2 separate regions of the Homo sapiens genome follow, and region 1 is linked to region 2. Evidence: read pairs that join two places in POLR2A ChIA-PET (ENCODE). Cell type or tissue: OCI-LY7. All regions are shown on one strand. Links, peaks and the distances in the headings refer to the core of each region. The heading gives the core; the rest is flanking DNA. Region 1 overlaps ORC6 (origin recognition complex subunit 6). Region 2 has its middle 30 kb from the start of MYLK3.

Evidence for each region. Peaks named below come from ENCODE experiments on the same cell type or tissue, not always from the same donor. Only the 100,000 strongest peaks of a DNase experiment are listed, where the experiment ranks them.
Region 1: POLR2A ChIA-PET joins it to region 2 with 13 read pairs; 12 of 35 experiments call an interaction of 5 or more read pairs at or near these places.

The regions. Positions count from the first base shown.
Region 1 is chr16:46,695,169-46,704,329 of GRCh38, forward strand. ORC6 (origin recognition complex subunit 6) reads left to right here. Exons shown (of 7, transcript NM_014321.4): 5 at 394-506; 6 at 849-917; 7 at 2,290-3,226. The coding sequence ends at 2,417. It overlaps MYLK3 (myosin light chain kinase 3), which reads right to left. Exons shown (of 13, transcript NM_182493.3): 13 at 7,114-9,161. Among named protein-coding and RNA genes, the nearest start is that of ORC6, 10 kb to the left of the region's middle. In OCI-LY7, for the core only: no CTCF peak of the experiment used is centred there; no DNase peak of the experiment used is centred there.
Region 2 is chr16:46,773,225-46,783,146 of GRCh38, forward strand. No RefSeq gene overlaps it. Among named protein-coding and RNA genes, the nearest start is that of MYLK3, 30 kb to the left of the region's middle. RefSeq lists enhancers at 4,399-4,914, 4,915-5,430. In OCI-LY7, for the core only: no CTCF peak of the experiment used is centred there; a DNase peak (open chromatin) is centred at 5,597.

The DNA of each region.
Region 1 (9,161 bases), core at 1-4,000, 82 kb before region 2:
GAAAGTTTATTTTCAGGGTGGGGTGGGGTTGTTACATTCCTGTAATATAAATATCCTGTGAGTTAAAATGAGTGGAACAAAAAAGTCCTATGATTGTCATTCATTAAATTAATCTGAGATTTACTAAAGAGTTCTAAAAGTCATGAAGCACTACAGCAAATGTCTTTTATGTGCCCCTTTTGTTATAAAATAGATCCCATGTGCATTTTAACTCTCAGTCCAATAAACAACTAAACAACTTAGCATAGATAATAACATGTTTGGAATGAAGGAAAAAAACTAGACAGAGGCTCTGGAAGCATGGTCAAAAAGAAAATAAGTTGATTATCTGGTTGCCCAGAGAAGAAAACTGTACAGGTCTTGAGAAAAGCAACTTATGAAATTGTTTTGTAGGATTCTAAAGCTGAAAGTGGATAAAAACAAAATGGTAGCCACATCCGGTGTAAAAAAAGCTATATTTGATCGACTGTGTAAACAACTAGAGAAGATTGGACAGCAGGTCGACAGTAAGTATTCTGTAGTTCAAGAATGCGTCATTTGAAAATGTAGTCCTTTTGCTTGTAAAAGTCAAATATTTTCAAATATGTAAACTGGCTGCTTCCTAAATTCCGTATTACATGTGGACCAGGTATGTTTTTATTGATGTTTCTAACCTATGATTCCATGAATCTATGCCTGGAAAATGATTCTCAAGTCTGACAAGAGGCCCAAAAGAGAGGTCTAAGATCATTTCTCTTCTCCTCATATTTGATCAGTTAAGATGTCTAATTTTATTTGTGATCCAAAACATGCCCAAATACTGAAATTGAGAACAGGAGAAAAATTAACCTTGATAACACTTCTTAAAGGAGAACCTGGAGATGTAGCTACTCCACCACGGAAGAGAAAGAAGATAGTGGTTGAAGCCCCAGCAAAGGGTAAGTTTTACTAACACGGTACTGACGTTGACATTTTATGCAGTGAACAGCCCAGTGCTGCTCTAGCAGCTTGCCTGACAGGAGTCCAGTTTTAAGTACATTCTGACTGTGAATCATTTGATAAGACCAGTTTTCCAAGCAATCAGTAATGGAAGTAACATCGTTATTGGGTAATTAAGAATATGGCTGGTCTGGCACAGTGGCTTATTCCTGTAATCCCAGCACTTTGGGAGGCTGAGGCGGGAGGATTGCTTGAGCCCATGAGTGCGAGACCAGCCTGGGCAGCTACAGCTAGGTATTTGTCTTAAACCTGGGCATGGTCTGATGGGAAGTCCCTAGTTGTATAACAAGTCAGCTGGTTGGCTGTTTGTGATTGGCTGGGGATTATTTTTGTCTTTCGGAGGTTCTTTTCCCCCGACAAAAGAAATGTTTCCAAGTTAGGTTCCAGTTTGCTTATAAGAGCTTTAGCTACAAAGACAATCTCAGGCAAATGGCTGCATTATTGTTTTAATACCACCTACTGGCTATGTGATTTTTTGGTTTTTTTGTTTGTTTGTTTGATTTTGGTTTTTTGGTTTCTCTTTTTCTGAGACATGGCCTGGTTCTCTCACCCATGCTAGAGTGCAGTGGCACGGTCTCGGCTCACTGCAGCCTCCGCCTCCTGAGCTCAAACCATCCTCCCACCTCAGCCTCCCGAGTAGCTGGGACTACAGGCATGTGCTACCACACCTGGCTAATTTTTGTATTTTTGATAGAGATGGGACCTCACTATGTTACCCAGGCTGGTCTTGAACTCCTGGGCTCAAGTGACCCGCCCCCTTCACCTCCCAAAGTGCTGGGATTACAGGCATGAGCCACTATGCCCAACCACTGGCTATGGGATTCTAAGAAAGTATAATTTCTGTGAGCCTCAATTTCCTGACCTATAAAATGTGATTAATATTATCACCTATTACGGAGTGTAGTAGGGGTTAAATGAAATAATGCTATTTAAAGTACTTGGTTCAGTGCCTATCAAGCACCAGTTAAGTGCTTGATAGACGTTAGCTATTATTAGATGTCTTGGAATGCTTGGAGTGTAAGGGAGGGAAAAAAGTGATAGCTAAGCTAGGTGTGATAGTGTGAGCCTATAGTCCCAGCCACGGTCCCAGCTACTCAAGAGGTGGAGGTGGGAGGATCATTTGAACCTAGGAATTTGAGTGCAGCCTGAGCAACATTACAAGACCCCATCTCAAAAAAAAGTGATAACTGCTGTTTCTCCATGTCATTTCAGTATCTTTTCTATTTTAGACAATTTAAACAAGTTTACCTTTTTTTAAATTTCATTTCTAAGCTAAGAATTTTGAAATTGCTTTTGATAATTTTCTGTCAGAAATGGAGAAGGTAGAGGAGATGCCACATAAACCACAGAAAGATGAAGATCTGACACAGGATTATGAAGAATGGAAAAGAAAAATTTTGGAAAATGCTGCCAGTGCTCAAAAGGCTACAGCAGAGTGATTTCAGCTTCCAAACTGGTATACATTCCAAACTGATAGTACATTGCCATCTCCAGGAAGACTTGACGGCTTTGGGATTTTGTTTAAACTTTTATAATAAGGATCCTAAGACTGTTGCCTTTAAATAGCAAAGCAGCCTACCTGGAGGCTAAGTCTGGGCAGTGGGCTGGCCCCTGGTGTGAGCATTAGACCAGCCACAGTGCCTGATTGGTATAGCCTTATGTGCTTTCCTACAAAATGGAATTGGAGGCCGGGCGCAGTGGCTCACGCCTGTAATCCCAGCACTTTGGGAGGCCAAGGTGGGTGGATCACCTGAGGTCAGGAGCTCGAGACCAGCCTGGCCAACATGGTGAAACCCCATCTCTACTAAAAATACAAAAATTAGCCAGGTGTGATGGTGCATGCCTGTAATCCCAGCTCCTCAGTAGGCTGAGACAGGAGCATCACTTGAACGTGGGAGGCAGAGGTTGCAGTGAGCCGAGATTGCACCACCGCACTCCAGCCTGGGTGACAGAGCGAGACTTATCTCATAAATAAATAGATAGATACTCCAGCCTGGGTGACAGAGCGAGACTTATAGATAGATAGATAGATAGATGGATAGATAGATAGATAGATAGATAGATAGATAAACGGAATTGGAGCCATTTTGCTTTAAGTGAATGGCAGTCCCTTGTCTTATTCAGAATATAAAATTCAGTCTGAATGGCATCTTACAGATTTTACTTCAATTTTTGTGTACGGTATTTTTTATTTGACTAAATCAATATATTGTACAGCCTAAGTTAATAAATGTTATTTATATATGCATTCAAGTTGTACTTGTCATCAGTTTGGGGGAATCCTTATGCTAAAAGCTATGTCTTCTCTACAGGAAAAAGCCCAGGTTCCTGTCCACTGAGCCACACTGCCCACCAGACCACAAACTCAAATCAGACTTTAAAACCCTGCTCAGCCACTTATCACCTGTGAAACCTTTAGCAAATTAATTAACTTTTTTATGCCTCATCTATAAAGTAGGAGTAGAAATGGTACCACCTCGTAGATAATATGGAGGAGTTTCTGAGCCAATACATATAAAGCATTTAGGACAGTACCTGCTATGAGTAAGTATTTAGAAAATATTAGAAGAGAGAAAGAATCTCACATATGGAGGTCTCATAATGAATTAAACATTACCACCTTTTTATAAAATCAAGCTTTTTTTTTAGTATCTACATATTGAAAAGTGTAAACTTAGTAAATACTACTTATTTTAAGACTATGGAAAAGGACCTTTTCTTGGATGGTAAGAAGTTGCTAAAGGCATCATGCCAGACATGATTTTAACTAAAATTAAGAATATATGATATAATTAAATATTTCCATGATAAAAGGATTGCATCCAAATGTTTAAAATCTACTTAGAATGACATCAGTAATAATAATGGTTGCCTTTTATCTGCTACAGGTAATGAATAATACCTGCTACATAGATCTAGAATGACTAAAGGTGATGTCTCTTTTTTCCCCCTACCTTTTTAGTTTTAGAACTTTAGCAGACTAAGGCTAAAGAAATACCACAATCAAATGGTCCCAACATAAGCATGTCTGGCAAGGCCTGTGGTATTGGGGAATGAACATGAGCTTTGGAGCCACACACACTTGGGTTTAAATTCTGGCTCTGCCACTTCTCCCCTAACAAAAGCCCAAAATCTTACTGAGCCTAAGTTTTCCTATTTATAAAATAGAAAAGATGGGCACAGTGGTGTGCACCTACAGTCACAGCTATTCAGGAGCCAAGGCAGGAGGATCACTTGAGCCAAAGAGTTTAAGTCTGTAGTATGCTATGATCACACCTGTGAATAGCCATTGTACTCCAGCCTGGGCAATACAGGGAGACCCCATCTCTTAAAAAAATAATAATAACAGTAGCTAAAATAGAAATACCTGCCTTGTGAGGTTTAAAGGTACTATTGTATTTGTGAAGTGCACGGCATTTAGAAGGCATTCATTAAATAGCTCTTGTTATGGCTTTGATCCAAAATTGATAAATCTTCCTCATTTATTAAGAAGGTATGTAATTTGAGACCCAGCACAATGGCTCAGGCCTGTAGTCCTAGCACTTTGGGAGGCTGAGGCAGGCAGATTGCCTGAGCTCAGGAGTTCGAGACCAGCCTGGGCAATATGGCAAAACCCTGTCTCTACTAAAAATACAAAAAATTAGCCAGGCATGATGGCAGGCGCCTGTAGTCCTAGCTACGCAGGAGGCTGAGGCACGAGAATTGCTGGAACCCAGAAGGTGGAGGTTGCCGTGAGCCGAGATCATGCCACAGCACTCCAGCCTGGGCGACAGACGAGACTATCTCAAAAAAATAGAAGCTATGTAATTTGTTATTTGGTGCCAAGATACAGATTTCTAGCTTTGAGTCAAAAGCAATGTACTTATCACCCTGTAAAGTTAAGCACATTCACCTACTTTAAAATTGTAGTAAAATATATGTAACAAAATACGCTATCTTAATCTTTTTAAAGTGTTTATGGTTAAGTATTATGTAGTCACTTTGTTTTGCAACCAATCTCCAGAATTTTTTCATCTTGCAAAACTGACTTAACCATTAAACAACTCCCCATTCCTCCCCACATCCCCTGACAACCACCATTGTACTCACTCTCTCTGAATTTGACTAAGGATTCATATAAGTGGAATCACAGTATTTGTGACTGGCTTTTTTCACTTAGTATAATGTTCTCAAGATTGTCCATGTTGTAACGTGTCAGAAGTTACTTTTTAAAGCTGAATATTCAGTTGTATATACCACATTTTGTTCATCCATCAGTGTGACACGGGTTGAGTAATGCTGCTATGAACATGTGTGTACAAATACCTCTTGAGGACCCTGCTTTCAATTCTTTTGGGTATACACCCAGAAATGGGATTGCTAGATCATATGGTAATTCTATTGATTGACTGATTGAGATGGAGTCTCACTCTGTCGCCCAGGCTGGAGTGCAGTGGCGTGATCTCAGCCCACTGCAAACTCTGCCTCCCAGGTTCAAGCAGTTCTCCTGCCTCAGCCTCCCAAGTAGATGGGATTACAGGTGCCCACCACCACGCCTGGCTAATTTTTGTAGTTTACTTAGTAGAGACAGGGTTTTGCCATGTTGGCCAGGCTGGTCTCAAACTCACCTCAGGTGATCCACCCTCCTCAGCCTTCCAAAGTGTTGGGATTACAGGCGTGAGCCACCACACCCAGCCTCTACTTTTAAATTTTTGAGGAACTGCCATAGAGGGTATACCATATTACATTCCACCCACAGTTCATAAGGATTCCAATTTCTCTACATCTTTGCCAACACTAGTTATTTTCTAGTTTTTTTTTTTTTAATAGTAGCCATCCTAATGGATGTGAGGTGTTAATGTCATTATGGTTTTAATTTGCTTTTCCCTAATGATGAGGGGAAAGATGTTGGGCATCTCTTCATGGACTTGAATAGACATTTTTTAAAGAAAATATACAAACAGCGAATATGCCCCTTTTTGAATCAGGTTGTTTGGTTTTTGTTGTTGAGTTGTAGGAGCTCTTTATATATTCTAGATATTCACCCTTATCAGATATGATAGGTAAATATTTTCTCCCATTCCTTAGGTTGCCTTTTCACTCTGTTGATTATGGCCTTTGATGCACAGAAGCTTTTAATTTTGATATAGTCCAATTTATGTTTACTTCTGTGGTCTGTACTCTTGCTATCATATCCAAGAAATCATTGCCAAATCCAATGTCATGAAGCTTTTCCCTTGTTTTCTTCTAAGAGTTAAATGGTTTAAGCTCTTACATTTAGGTCTTTAATCCATTTTGAGTTAATCAGGCACATTCACTTTTAAATTACCCTGTTAAGATGTGATTCTGATAAATCTAAAATTTCTGAGCCTTGTTTAAATAGCATATGAGAATAAATATAAGTAGTATTGTCTGTTTTTTCTTTATGCCATGAAAGCAAGTAATGGTAATTATTTTTATTATTTGCAATATAATATGTACTTAGTTATTTTTTAAATTAGTTGGGGAGTGGAGGAATTACCTTAAAGCAGTCTTGTCCAAATGCCCTCCTAGGAAGCCTTTCTACAGTTTTCTAACACAATTACAATCCCAGTGATGAATGCCGTGATGGTTAATACTGAGTGTCAACTTGATTGGATTGAAGGATACAAAGTTTGATCCTGGGTGTGTTTGTGAGGGTGCTGCCAAAAGAGATTAACATATGAGTCTGGGCTGGGAAATATCCACCCTTATTCTGGTGGACACAATCTAATCAGCTGCCAGCAAATATAAAGCAGGCAGTAAAATGTGAAAAGGAGACACTGGCCTAGCCTCCCAGCCTACATCTTTGTCCTGTGCTGGATGCTTCCTGCCTTCGAACGTCGGACTTCAGGTTCTTCAGTTTTGGAACTCGGACTCGCTCTCCTTGCTCTTCAGCTTGCAGACAGCCTATTGTGGGACCTTGTGATCATGTAAGTTAATACTTAATAAACTCCCCTTTATATACATATATATACACATATTACATATATATACATATTACCTATATACATATTACATATATCTATATATATCCTATTCTGTCCATCTAGAGAACCCTGACTAATACAGATGCTTACTAGTTAGTGAATTCGTGTGTTTCAGTACTGTTATTATAAACACTTCTTGGAAGCTCACTTCTTTAACCGTTCTTCATGGTTTATTTAACTGATTAAAAAGTTTTTTTGTCATGAATGTTTTCAAATACATACAACAGTAAAGAGGACAGTATAATGAAACCCATACACATCACCTAGACCCAAGTTATTAGATGTTGCCATACTTGCTTAACTATACCTTCCTTTTTCTCTGAAGTCATCTAACCACATTGCCAATATCACACCTCACAAAATTAATAGTAACTATCATCAAATGTGAAATTCATAATCTAAATGTCTCAAAAATATCTTTTTATTGCTTGCTCAAATCAGGGTCAACACAAGGTTCACACTTGACATTGAGTTGTGAATTTTTAATTATAAATGTAATACATGCGGGCCAGGCGCAGTGGCTCACACCTGTAATCCCAGCACTTTGGGAGGCCGAGGTGGGCAGATCACGAGGTCAAGAGATCGAGACCATCCTGGCCAGCATGGTGAAAGCCCATCTCTACTAAAAACACAAAAATTAGCTGGGCGTGGTGGCGCATGCCTGTAGTCCCAGCTACTTGGGAGGCTGAGGCAGGAGAAATCACTTGAACTCGGGAGGTGGATGTTGCAGTAAGCCAAGATTGCGCCACTGCACTCCAGCCTGGCAACAGAGTGAGACTCCATCTTGGAAAGAAAAAAAAAAAAAGGAATACATGCTCATTGTAAAAAAAAAAAAAAAAAAGATTCAAAAGGTTCAGAAAGATAAATGAAAAGTGGAATTCCCCCTCTCCCAATCACCCACTTTTCACACTCCACTGTTAAGTTTCTTGCATATCCTACGGTTTTTTAATGCACATATAAGCATATGTCTCTTCACAAATGGGATGATACCATATATACATTCTATAATTTAAGAAAAAATGGCTTTCAGTATATCTAGATCTATCTATAACAGCTGTGAGGTATTCCACTACATGGATGTGGCAAAATTCATTTAACTAAAACCAAACTAATAGGCATGTGTTGGTTGTTTTTACTGGGCCATTAGCAACAGTGCTATAGTAAACATCATTTTGAATAAATCTCTATACAATTGTTCAAGTACGGAGGGATAAATTTCTAGAAATAAAATTTCTGGATGAAAGAAAGCATGGGAATGACTTTTATTTGGATACATATCCATCAAAAGTGGGAGAATGCCATTTTCCCCACAGCCTCACCAATTCTTCACCAATCTGACAGGTGGAAAAAGTGTGCCCCAACTACCTTTTAGAGTTTCTCTGCCCAGCAGTTTCCAGTGACTGTACATGCAAATGGAAAAGTCCCATTAGAAATAGTTGACCCAACACAGTTGCAATCAAGTATTTGAGCTAAGTACACACCAGCAAATTACTAAAAATATCCAGAAAAACTCAAGCTTCATAAAACCTCAAATTTCAAAAAAAGGATGCTAAAATCCACATAGGTCACTTGTGTTGGCCTGGCCTAAACAGACCCCTCAAAGGAACTTTGGAGGGAAATTGTTTCTCTAGGTAAGGAATAACAGCATAAAGGGAAAAAAATTAAAATTGTTAGATACAGGATTCTCTCTAGATCTGCCCTGTCCAATATAGATGCCACTAACCACGTGTGGCTATTAAACACTTAAAATGTGGCTAGTGCAACTGCAGAACTGAATTTCTAATTTTATTTAATTTTAATACATGTAAAAGTGGATACTTCAGTTATTGGAAAACAGTGAGTTATGTTTCAAACAACTTGAGTATGTAAATACATTTTCCACAGTAAGTTTTAAGAAATCTAAATACAGATTAAGTACGTCTGATGAAAACCTAGCATCTGAATTGACAGGTTTTTTTTTGTTTTGTTTGTTTGTTTGTTTTTTGTCAGGGGTGGGGACAAAGTTTTGCTCTGCCACCCAGGCTGGAGTGCAGTGGTGTGATCTCAGCTCACTGCAACCCCTGCCTCCTGTTTAAGTGATTCTTGTGCCTTAGCCTCCCAAGTAGCTGGGATTACAGGTATGCGCCACCACGCCCAGCTAATTTTTATATTTTTAGAGATGGGGTTTTACCATGTTGGCCAGCAATCTGCCCACCT
Region 2 (9,922 bases), core at 3,959-7,958:
CAGCTTCAAATGATTCTTTTAACTTGTAACAAACATGAGTTCTACTTTTTTTTAGGTGTTTTATATTCTTACAATCTCAAAATCCCACTTAAAACTTTGGACCCCAGGTTTCCTGATGAAGAGCAGGGGTGATATTTATCCGTATCCCTAACGGCAAGGGCATGTGTCTCCCAACCGAAATGGGGCACCTGGCAAGCTTCTGGCAGAGGCATTGCTGTTGCTGGTGACGTGAAATGACAGCAACCAGAGGCCAATAAGTGAGCGGTTTGTTTTGTTGTATTCTTATTTTACTAAAGAGATAAAATTTTCCAAGCAAAAGAAAAGTGAAGCTTAACAGGTCTATCACGGGAGCCTTGGGAGTCTCATTCCCAGATCACATCCCTGATCAGCCACTGGTTTGTTTTTTTTTTGAGATGGAGCCTCGCTCTGTCTCCCAGGCTGGAGTGCAGTGGCATGATCTCTGCTCACTGCAAGCTCCGCCTCCCGGGTTCACACAATCTCCCACCTCAGCCTCACGAGTAGCTGGGACTACAGGTGCCCACTACCACGCCTGGCTAATTTTGTTTTTGTATTTTTAGTAGAGATGGAGTTTCACCGTGTTAGCCAGGATGGTCTTGGCCAGGATGGTCTTGATCTCCTGACCTCATGATCTGCCCACCTCGGCCTCCCAAAATGCTGGGATTACAGGCGTGAGCCACCGCGCCCAGCCCTTTTTTTTTTTTTTTTTTTTTTTTTTTTTTTTTTATGGAGACAGTCTTGCTCTGTCGCTCAAGCTGGAGGGTGCACTCTTGGCTCACTGCAATCTCTGCCTCCTGGGTTCAAGAAATTCTCCTGCCTCAGCCTCCCACATATCTGGGATTACAGGCGTGTGCCACTACCACCTGGCTAATTTTTGTATTTCTAGTAAAGACAGGGTTTTACCATGTTGGCCAGGCTGGTCAGTTGAATTCCTGACTTCAAGTGATCCACTCGTCTCGGCCTCCCAAAGTTCTGGGATTACAGGTGTGGGCCTCCACTCCCGCCTCCTGGTCAGCCACTCTATAGCTGCATAGAAACAGAAAGGGCAGACTCTGGAAACAGCTCGGATACATGGGAAGCAACTTGAAATCACCATCTGCTTCATCTATTGCAAAGAAAAATCTGTCACATATGGGCAATTATCATGGAAACATGAAGCAATTTTCTATGGAGTACTTTCTAGATATGTTAGATATGAAACATCAGAAAGAATACCAAAACTCCAAAGATCACTTGGAGAGCAGATAGATTTGGGCATTAAGACATAACCCCTCCCAGGCCAAGTGCGGTGGCTCACGCCTGTAATCCCAGCACTTTGAGCGTTCAAGGCAGGTGGATCACTTGAGGTCAGGAGTTTGAGACCAGACTGGCCAACATGGTGAAACCCCATCTCTAATGAAAATACAAAAAACTAAATGGGCATGGTGGTGTGCACCTGTAGTCCCAGCTAATTGAGAGGCTGAGGCAGAAGAATCACTGGAATCTGGCAGGCGGAGGTTGCAGTGAGCCAAGATCGTACCATTGCACTCCAGCCTGAGTGACAGAGCAAGACCCTGTCTCAAAAAAAAACAAAAAACAAAAAAACCACAATCCCCACTGAAACAACCCCATTCAACGGTTGTTCTCAAAAATGGTCAAGTGATTTAAATAGACATTTCTATAAAAAGGACACAGAAATAGCCAATAAGCACATGACAAGCTTCTCAGTATCACTAGTCATTAGGGAAATGTAAGTTAAAACCACAATGAAATACCACTTTACACCCATTAGAATGGCTATTACTTACAAAAATAGAAAATAACAAGTATTGGTGAGGAGGTGGAGAAACTGGGACACTGTGCATCGCTGATGGGAATGCAAAAATGATGCAACCACTATGGAAAACAGTTTGGTGATTTCTCAAAAAGTGAAACATAGGATTACCACATGATCCAGCAGTTCCACTCCTAGGTACATAACCGAAAGAATGGAAAACTGGAACTCAAACAAATACTGGTACACCTATGGTCACAGCAGTATTATTCACAGTAGCTCAGAGGTGGAAACAACCCAAATGTTCAACAGATGAATGGGTAAGCAAAATGTGGAATATATACACGACGGAAAATTATTCAGCCTTATTATTACTCATTCAGAAGGAATGAAATTCTGATACCTGATACAACATGGATGAAGCTTGAAACCATTATGCTAAGTGAAATAAGCCAGATACTGAAAGGCAAATGTTGTTATGATCCCACTTATATGAGGTACCTAGAATAGGCAAATTCATAGAGACGAACAGTAGAATAGAGGTTGCCAGGGGCTGGGGAAGGAGGGAATGAGGAGTTACTGTGTAAGGGGTACAGAGTTTTAGTACGGGATGATGAAAAAGTTCTAGAATTAGATAGTAGTCACTGATACACAGCATTGTGAATGCCCTTAATGTCACTGAAATGGACAGTTAAAAATGATTAAAGCCAGATACGGTGCTTCATGCTTTTAATCGCAGCACTTTGGGAGGCCGAGGCGGGCAGATGGCTTGAGCCCAGGAGTTCGAGACCAGCCTGGACAATACAGAAAAGCCCTGTCTGTACAAAAAACACAAAAATTAGCCAGGTGGGGTGGCAAGTGCCTGTTGTCCCAGCTACTTGGGAGGTTGAGGAAGGAGAATTGCCTGAGCCCAGGAAGTTGAGGCTGCAGTGAGCTGTGATCGTGCCACTGCACTCCAGCCTGGGTGACGGAGCAAAATCAGCTCCTGTAATGTGCCCACCACCAAGCCCAGCTAATTTTTTGTATTTTTAGTAGAGACAGCGTTTCCCCATGTTGGCCAAGTCTCCAGCTCCTGACCTCAAGTGATCCGCCCACCTTGGCCTCCCAAAGTGCTGGGATTACAGGCGGCATGAGCCACCGTGCCTGGCCAGAAGTGACTTTTTTAATTGACAAAAAAGAAAGAGGCCAGGTGCTGTGGCTCACGCCTGTAATCCCTGTCTTGGAAAAAAAAAAAAAAAAAAAGAAAAGAAAAAATGGTAAATGTTGTTATATAGATTTTACCACAACTAAAAAAAATGTAACTCCACCTCAACCCACATTCTAAAGTTCTTGGGCCATATATAATGCATAAAAATGTTTGATAAGTACATCTGGGAAACAGCTCAGCCTAGGAATGTGATACCATAATAGATAATAAATAATAAAAGGATCTGAAGTAGATTTCTCTTACTGGTAAGGTCAGAAGTGACTTTTTTTTTTTTTTTGGAGACAGAGTCTCATTCTGTCACCCAGGCTGGAATGCAGTGGCCTGATCTCGGCTCACAGCAACTTCCACCTCCTGGGTTCAAGCGATTCTCATGCCTCAGCCTCCTGAGTAGCTGGGATTACAGGCGCCCACCACCACACCCAGCTAATTTTTTGTGTTTTTAGTAGAGACAGGGTTTCCCTGTGTTGGCCAAGTCTCCAGCTCCTGACCTCAAGTGATCCGCCCACCTCGGCCTCCCAAAGTGCTGGGATTACAGGCGGCATGAGCCACCGTGCCTGGCCAGAAGTGCCTTTTTTAATTGACAAGAAAGAGGCCAGGTGCAGTGGCTCACGCCTGTAATCCCAACACTTTGGGAGGCTGAGGTGGGTGGATCACTTGAGGCCAGGAGTTTGAGACCAGCCTGGCCAACATGGTGAAACCCCATCTCTACTAAAAATACAAAAATTAGCCGGGTATGTTTGCGCACACCTGTAATCCCAGCTACTCAGGAGACTGAGGCACGAGAACCACTTGAATCCGGGAGGTGGAGATTGCAGTGAGCCGAGATCGGGCCACTGCACTCCAGCCTGGGTGATGAAGCAAGACTGTCAAAAAAAAAAAAAAAAAAAAAAAAAGAAAGAGAAGAAGGAAAGGGAAAAGGAAGGAAAGGAAAGGAAAGGCAAAGCAAAGCCAGAGCTTTTTGAGAGCTATGTTGTTAATAAATACACAGTGAATGAAGATTAGTACGGAGATCAAAGTGAAGGCATGGGCTTTACCATGCAGCAGGAAAATTAGTTAGAATCTCAAGAGTTTTTTTATTAACAGCAACTCATTAAAATCAATATGTAGCCTACTTGCACATTTTAAAACCTTACAGTAAATATAAATATGAGCTAAATAATAAAGGTGGGGTACTCCTACATTCAGCCAAGATAAAGCAGGACTAGATTTACCCTCCTAAGGTAACAACCAAGGATCTGGACAGGATATAGGAAAGATCACTGCTCAAGACACTGGACATGGGTGATGCGGACAGTGAGGCATGAGAAGTGACGAGAAAATGAGGTGAACCCTCTGATGGCCCCAGCATCCAGATAACTAGAGAAAAAGTAGATGTTAAGCAGAGACATGGAACACATTTTTACTTTTAAATTTTTTATTTATTTTTATTTTTTTGAGATACAGTCTCATTCTGTCGCCCAGTCTGGAGTGTGGTGGTGCAATCTCGGCTCACTGCAACCTCCACCTCCCAGGTTCAAGCAATTTTCCTGCCTCAGTCTCCCAAGTGGCTGGGACTACAGGCCTGCACCGCTAAAGGTAGTGGCTGCTGTAATCACGCAGGCTGCAGCAGGGGCTACACACTCCATGGAGCCTGAGGGAGCCCCGCCCCTGCTAAGTTGGAGCCAGGAGCTCCCCGGGTGCAACTGCAGCCAGCCAAACCCCAGCTGCAGACCCAGACGTCCTGACCTACGGAGCAGGCCAGGAGCCCTGCCCTCCCAAACTACAGCTGTGGATCCGAGCCTACCTGTGCTCTTGTGGGGGCGGGGTGTGGGGGGAGCGCAGGAACAGGCAAGATCTACCCTCCCAGGTGCAGCGGACCTGTGGCTGCAGACCTGGGCCTCCCACTCTACAGAGGAGGCAGGAGCTGGGGGACAAGCGTGAGCCTTCCGAGTTGGCGGGATGGGAGCTCCAGGGTGCAGCTGTGGCTGCCCTCCCAGGTGCAGGACCGGACATCTCTGCAGCCTGCACCCTCCAAGGCCCCAGGAAGGACCCTCCGCCCATCTCTGCAGGCTCAGAGGTTTCCGCTCCCACTGCCTGGCCTCTCTTGGCTCCTGGCGCCTGCTCTCATCTCAGAGTGGGGTTGGGGCCCAGCCCCAGGGCCATGAATGGCAGCAGGAGACAGACAGAGTCCTGGGCAGAAGAGGCAGGTCCCCAGGAAGTCCCCATCTTCAACCAGGGAGGGCCAGAAGGCTGGGGACTGGGCTGCCAGTCCAATGGACTGGAGTGGGGACTTTTGCTGCCTTTTCCTGCTGGCCTATGGCGGCCCATGACACCCATGGACCAATGGGCACACACTTCCTCCCCTCTGAGGTCCATAAAGGCCCTGGGCTCAGCCAGAGCAGGGCAGCAGACAGCCAGAGGATGAAGGGGGCAGAGAGACAACAGGATGATCAGCTGCAGAGAGGAGTACCCTGTCTGCTGAGAGCTGGAGAGGATGGGACAACCACCTGCAGAGAGGAGCTACCCTCTCTGCTGAGAGCTTTAGTGACTACCTGACCGCACAGAAGAGGCACCCTTTCCAGGGCCTCCTCTCCACTGAGAACTGCAGATATCTGGGACAACCAGTTGCACAGAGGAGCTACCCTCTCCAGGGCCTCCTCTCTGCTGAGAACTGAACACTTGGTGGATGACCTGCCTATAGAGAGGAGCTACCCCCTGCAGGTCTCCTCTGAGCTACTGTAACACTTAATAAAGCTCATTTTCATTTGCTGAGTTGTTGTAATACTTGATAAAGCTCATCTTCATGTTCACCCTTCACTTTGCTGAACGCTGGACAAGAACTCAGACAATTGGTCACCCTTCACTTGTCTGCTCTTCCTGGACACAGACAGGACAAGAACTCAGGCAAAGGTGCCATGGCCTGCAGAGGTTTCTGGGAAGAAAACTGACATCCCAAAGATCCCGGCCATGCTTTAGTAGATGTTGACCAGGCTGTTCTCAAACTCCTGCCCTCAGGTGATCTGCCTACCTCTGCCTCCCAAAGTGCTAGATTACAGGTGTGAGCCGCCCACTGGGCCTGCCTGGAAAACATTTGTTGAAGTCCGAAGTTGAAATTCTAGAGATGAAACCTAAAACATTTTAGATGAAAAATACACTGGATGGGACTAAAGGCAGGTTAAACACTACAAAGGACAAAGATTAGTGAAGATTAAGACACAGTCATAACAATAGAACTATCCAAAAAAAAAGAGGAAAAAAAAGAGCAGTAAGCTGTAGGACTTTAAGTGGCCTAATATATGTGTAATTGGAATGTCCAAAGGAGAGGGGAGAAAATAATGGCCACGTCATTTCCAAATTTGATGAAAACTATAAACCCAGCCAGGTGCGTTGGCTCACATCTGTAATCCTAGCACTCTGGGAGGCTGAGGCTGGAGGATCACTTGAGCCCAGGAGTTTAAGACAAGCCTGAGCAACATAGTGAAACCTCATCTCTACAAAAAATTTAAAAAATTAGCTAGGCCTGGTGGCATGAACTTGTAGTCCCAGCTACTTGGGAGCCTGAAGCAGGAGAATCGCTTGAGCCCAGGAAGCAGCATGCAGTGAGCCAAGATCGCACCACTGCACTCCAGTCTGGACAACAGAGCCAGACCCTATAAAAACAAAGAAAATAAAATGAAAGAAGAAAGAAAGGAGAGAGAGACAGAGAGACAGAGAGAGAGAGAGCCAACTATAAATCCACAGATAAAAAGAAGAAGCTCAATGAACCTCAAGCACAAGAAACATCACTCTGTCATCAGGCCTCAGTTAAATGTCATCTTCCCAGAGAGACCTTCCCTTACCAGAAAACCCTAAGAATCATTATATCATTAACTTGTCTTTAAAGTGGTTTCCTTTTTTATTGCGTATCCTTACCCCCACCCTAAAGTAAGCTCCGCAAGGACAGGGACCTTGTCTGCATCCTCACCACCGAGTTCCCAGGGCCTAGCAGAACACCTGACATTTAGCAGGTGCTCAATACGTACTTCATGAATGAAGAGTAAATGACCTCTTCCATTCGTAAGCTTTAGGAATCAATTCCTATTTCAAAATCCCTCTCAAATGATCAAAAACCATTCTTTTTGCAGTCCCAACCTTTCCTTCTGCTCCCAGACTAATATAATGTTATCATTCAACAATATTGGCCAGCCGCAGTGGCTCAAGCCTGTAATCCCAGCACTTTGGGAGGCCAAGATGGGTGGATCATCTGAGGTCAAGGGGTTTGAGACTACCCTGACCAACATGGTGAAAACCTGTCTCTACTAAAAATACAAAAATTAACCGGGTGCGGAGGTGCACACCTATAGTCCCAGCTACTCTGGAGGCTGAGGCAGAAGAATCACTTGAACCCAGGAGGCAAAGGTTGCAGTGAGCTGAGATTGTGTTACTGCACTCCAGCCTGGGCAACAGAGTGAGTGTCCGTCTCAAAAAAAAAAACACAAAAACAAAACCCCAAAAAAGGCCAATATGGTGTTTATTAGCACTAATTCTATCTATCATCTATCTATCTATCTGAGTCAGGGCCACTTTTTAAAAATTTGACATAATTGTACATATTTAAGAGATACATAGTGATATTCTGATAATACAGTGTAGAGTGATCAAATCAGGGTAACTGGCATATCCATCATTTCAACCAGTTATCGTTTCTTCGTGTTGGGGACATTCAATATCCTCTTTCTAACTATTTGAAACTATATATTAGCCTGGGCAATATTATGAGACTCTGTCTCTACAAACTACTTTTAAAAAATTTAGCCAGTCATGGTGGCACCCACCTGTAGTCCCAGCTACTCGGGAGGCTAAGGTGGGAGGATTGCCTGAGCCCAAGAGTTTTAGGCTGCAGTGAGCCAGGATCACTCCACTGCACTCCAGCCTGGCCAATACAGTAAGACCCTGTCTCAAAAAAAAAAAAAAAAAAGAAAGAAACTATGTATTATTAACTATAGTCATCCTACGGTGCTATGGAACACTAGAATTTATTCCTTCTCTCTAGCGGCAATTTGTAACACTAATTCTTTTTGACTAATAGTAAAGTCACTTCATTTCCTGAGGAATGACCTATTAAAAAACTATCCTTCCTCTCCAGACTGACTCCAGGTAAGGTTCCAGCAACCCCACTGCCTGGCGTGCCATCCAGCTCTACCAATCGTGTATTCCTAGCACTCCAATAGACCATCATTTTCATCGATACAGCAGTTTACTAAACAACTGCTCTGGTAAACAGTTTATGCTTTATATACATTGTCTAATCTATGAGGAGTTTACAGAGGAGCAAACTGAGATCTAGGAAGGTGAAGTGACATACCGAGTCACATCATTAGTAAGTGGCAAAGCCAGAATATAAATCCAAGTCGGTCTGTTTGACTCCAAAATATTGTTCTTTATGCCACACTAAGAAGAAATTTAAAGTGTTATGAAATTGTAGCTAAGAATCAAACAGCATACATCTCTCTAGGAGGGTCATAAACTTTTAATCATCTTTTCTGTCTGATAAAATGAAAAAAACCAAATTCTTAATATGTATGTTTGACAACTCAGTCACAGAGCCTCTGCTATTGCCTGAAATAAGAATCAACAACAAATCATTGCCTCAGCCAAAATATTTTCTCTTAAAGCTAGAAACATTTTAAAATCTGAAGTCTTGGGACACAAAAATTATTTTACATAAATTCATGTATCAAAGACATGTAATTGAATCAAGAAAAATAAAGTCTCTATATTCTAGGGATTGGCTGAAGCAAAACATATTTCATTGACTTTAAGATGCGCTTTTTAAAATGTTGTTGTTGTTGTTGTTGTTGTTTTGGAGATGGAGTCTCGTTCTGTCACCTAGGCTGGAGTGCAGTGGTGTGATCTCGGCTCACTGCAAGCTCCATCTCTCGGGTTCACGCCATTCTCCTGCCTCAGCCTCCCAAGTAGCTGGGACTACAGGCGCCCGCCACGACCCCTGGCTAATTTTTTGTATTTTTAGTAGAGACGGGGTTTCACCGTGTTAGCCAGGATGGTCTCAATCTCCTGACCTCGTGATCCGCCTGCCTTGGCCTCCCAAAGTGCTAGGATTACAGGCGTGAGCCACCACGGCTGACCCTTTTTTTATTTTTTATCTTAGGTAAAGACAGGGTTTCACCATGTTGCCCAGGCTGGTCTTGAACTCCTGAGCTCAGGAGATCCACCCACCTCAGGCTCCTAAAGGGCTGGGATTACAGGCGTGAACCACCATGTCTGGCCAAGATGCACTTTCTTCCCCCACTTTTTAACATCTCTGAAATTCACGTGCATCATACAATCAATGGTATCTGACACCATCAGCCAGGTAGCAGTTGTGGTATGGTTATCATTGTCTGCACATGAGTGAACTTGGCCACAGCTGTTCATCATCATTAATTCTATGTCTAAATAAGTCTAAAATAAATTTTTTTTTTTTTTTTTTTTTTTTTTAGAGACAGAGTCTTTCTCTGTCACCCAGGCTGGAGTGCAGTGGTGTGATCACAGCTCACTGCAATGTCAAACTTGTGGGCTGAATCCTCCTGCCTCAGTTTCTTAAGTAGCTGGGTCTATAGGTGTGCATCTTGCCTGGTTAATTTTTTTTTTTTTTTTTTTGTAGAGAGGCTGTCTCCCTATGTGGCCCAGGCTGGTTTCAAACTTCTTGTCACAAGCAATCCTCCTACCTTGGCCTCCCAAGGTGCTGGGATTACAGGCATGAGCCACCATGCCCAGCCTAAAATAATTTTTAAGTACAAAATTAAAATGTTAAAGGTTAATTGGCTTCCTTATATGTGTTACATGACACAAAAGTGTATTTGACAGCTGACGGTGTCTTAGATCGAATGAGGTTCAATATTTTGTTCAGAAAGACTTTTTTTTTTTTTTTTGAGACAGAGTCTCGCTGTGTCGCTCAGGCTGGAATGCAATGGCATGATCTCAGC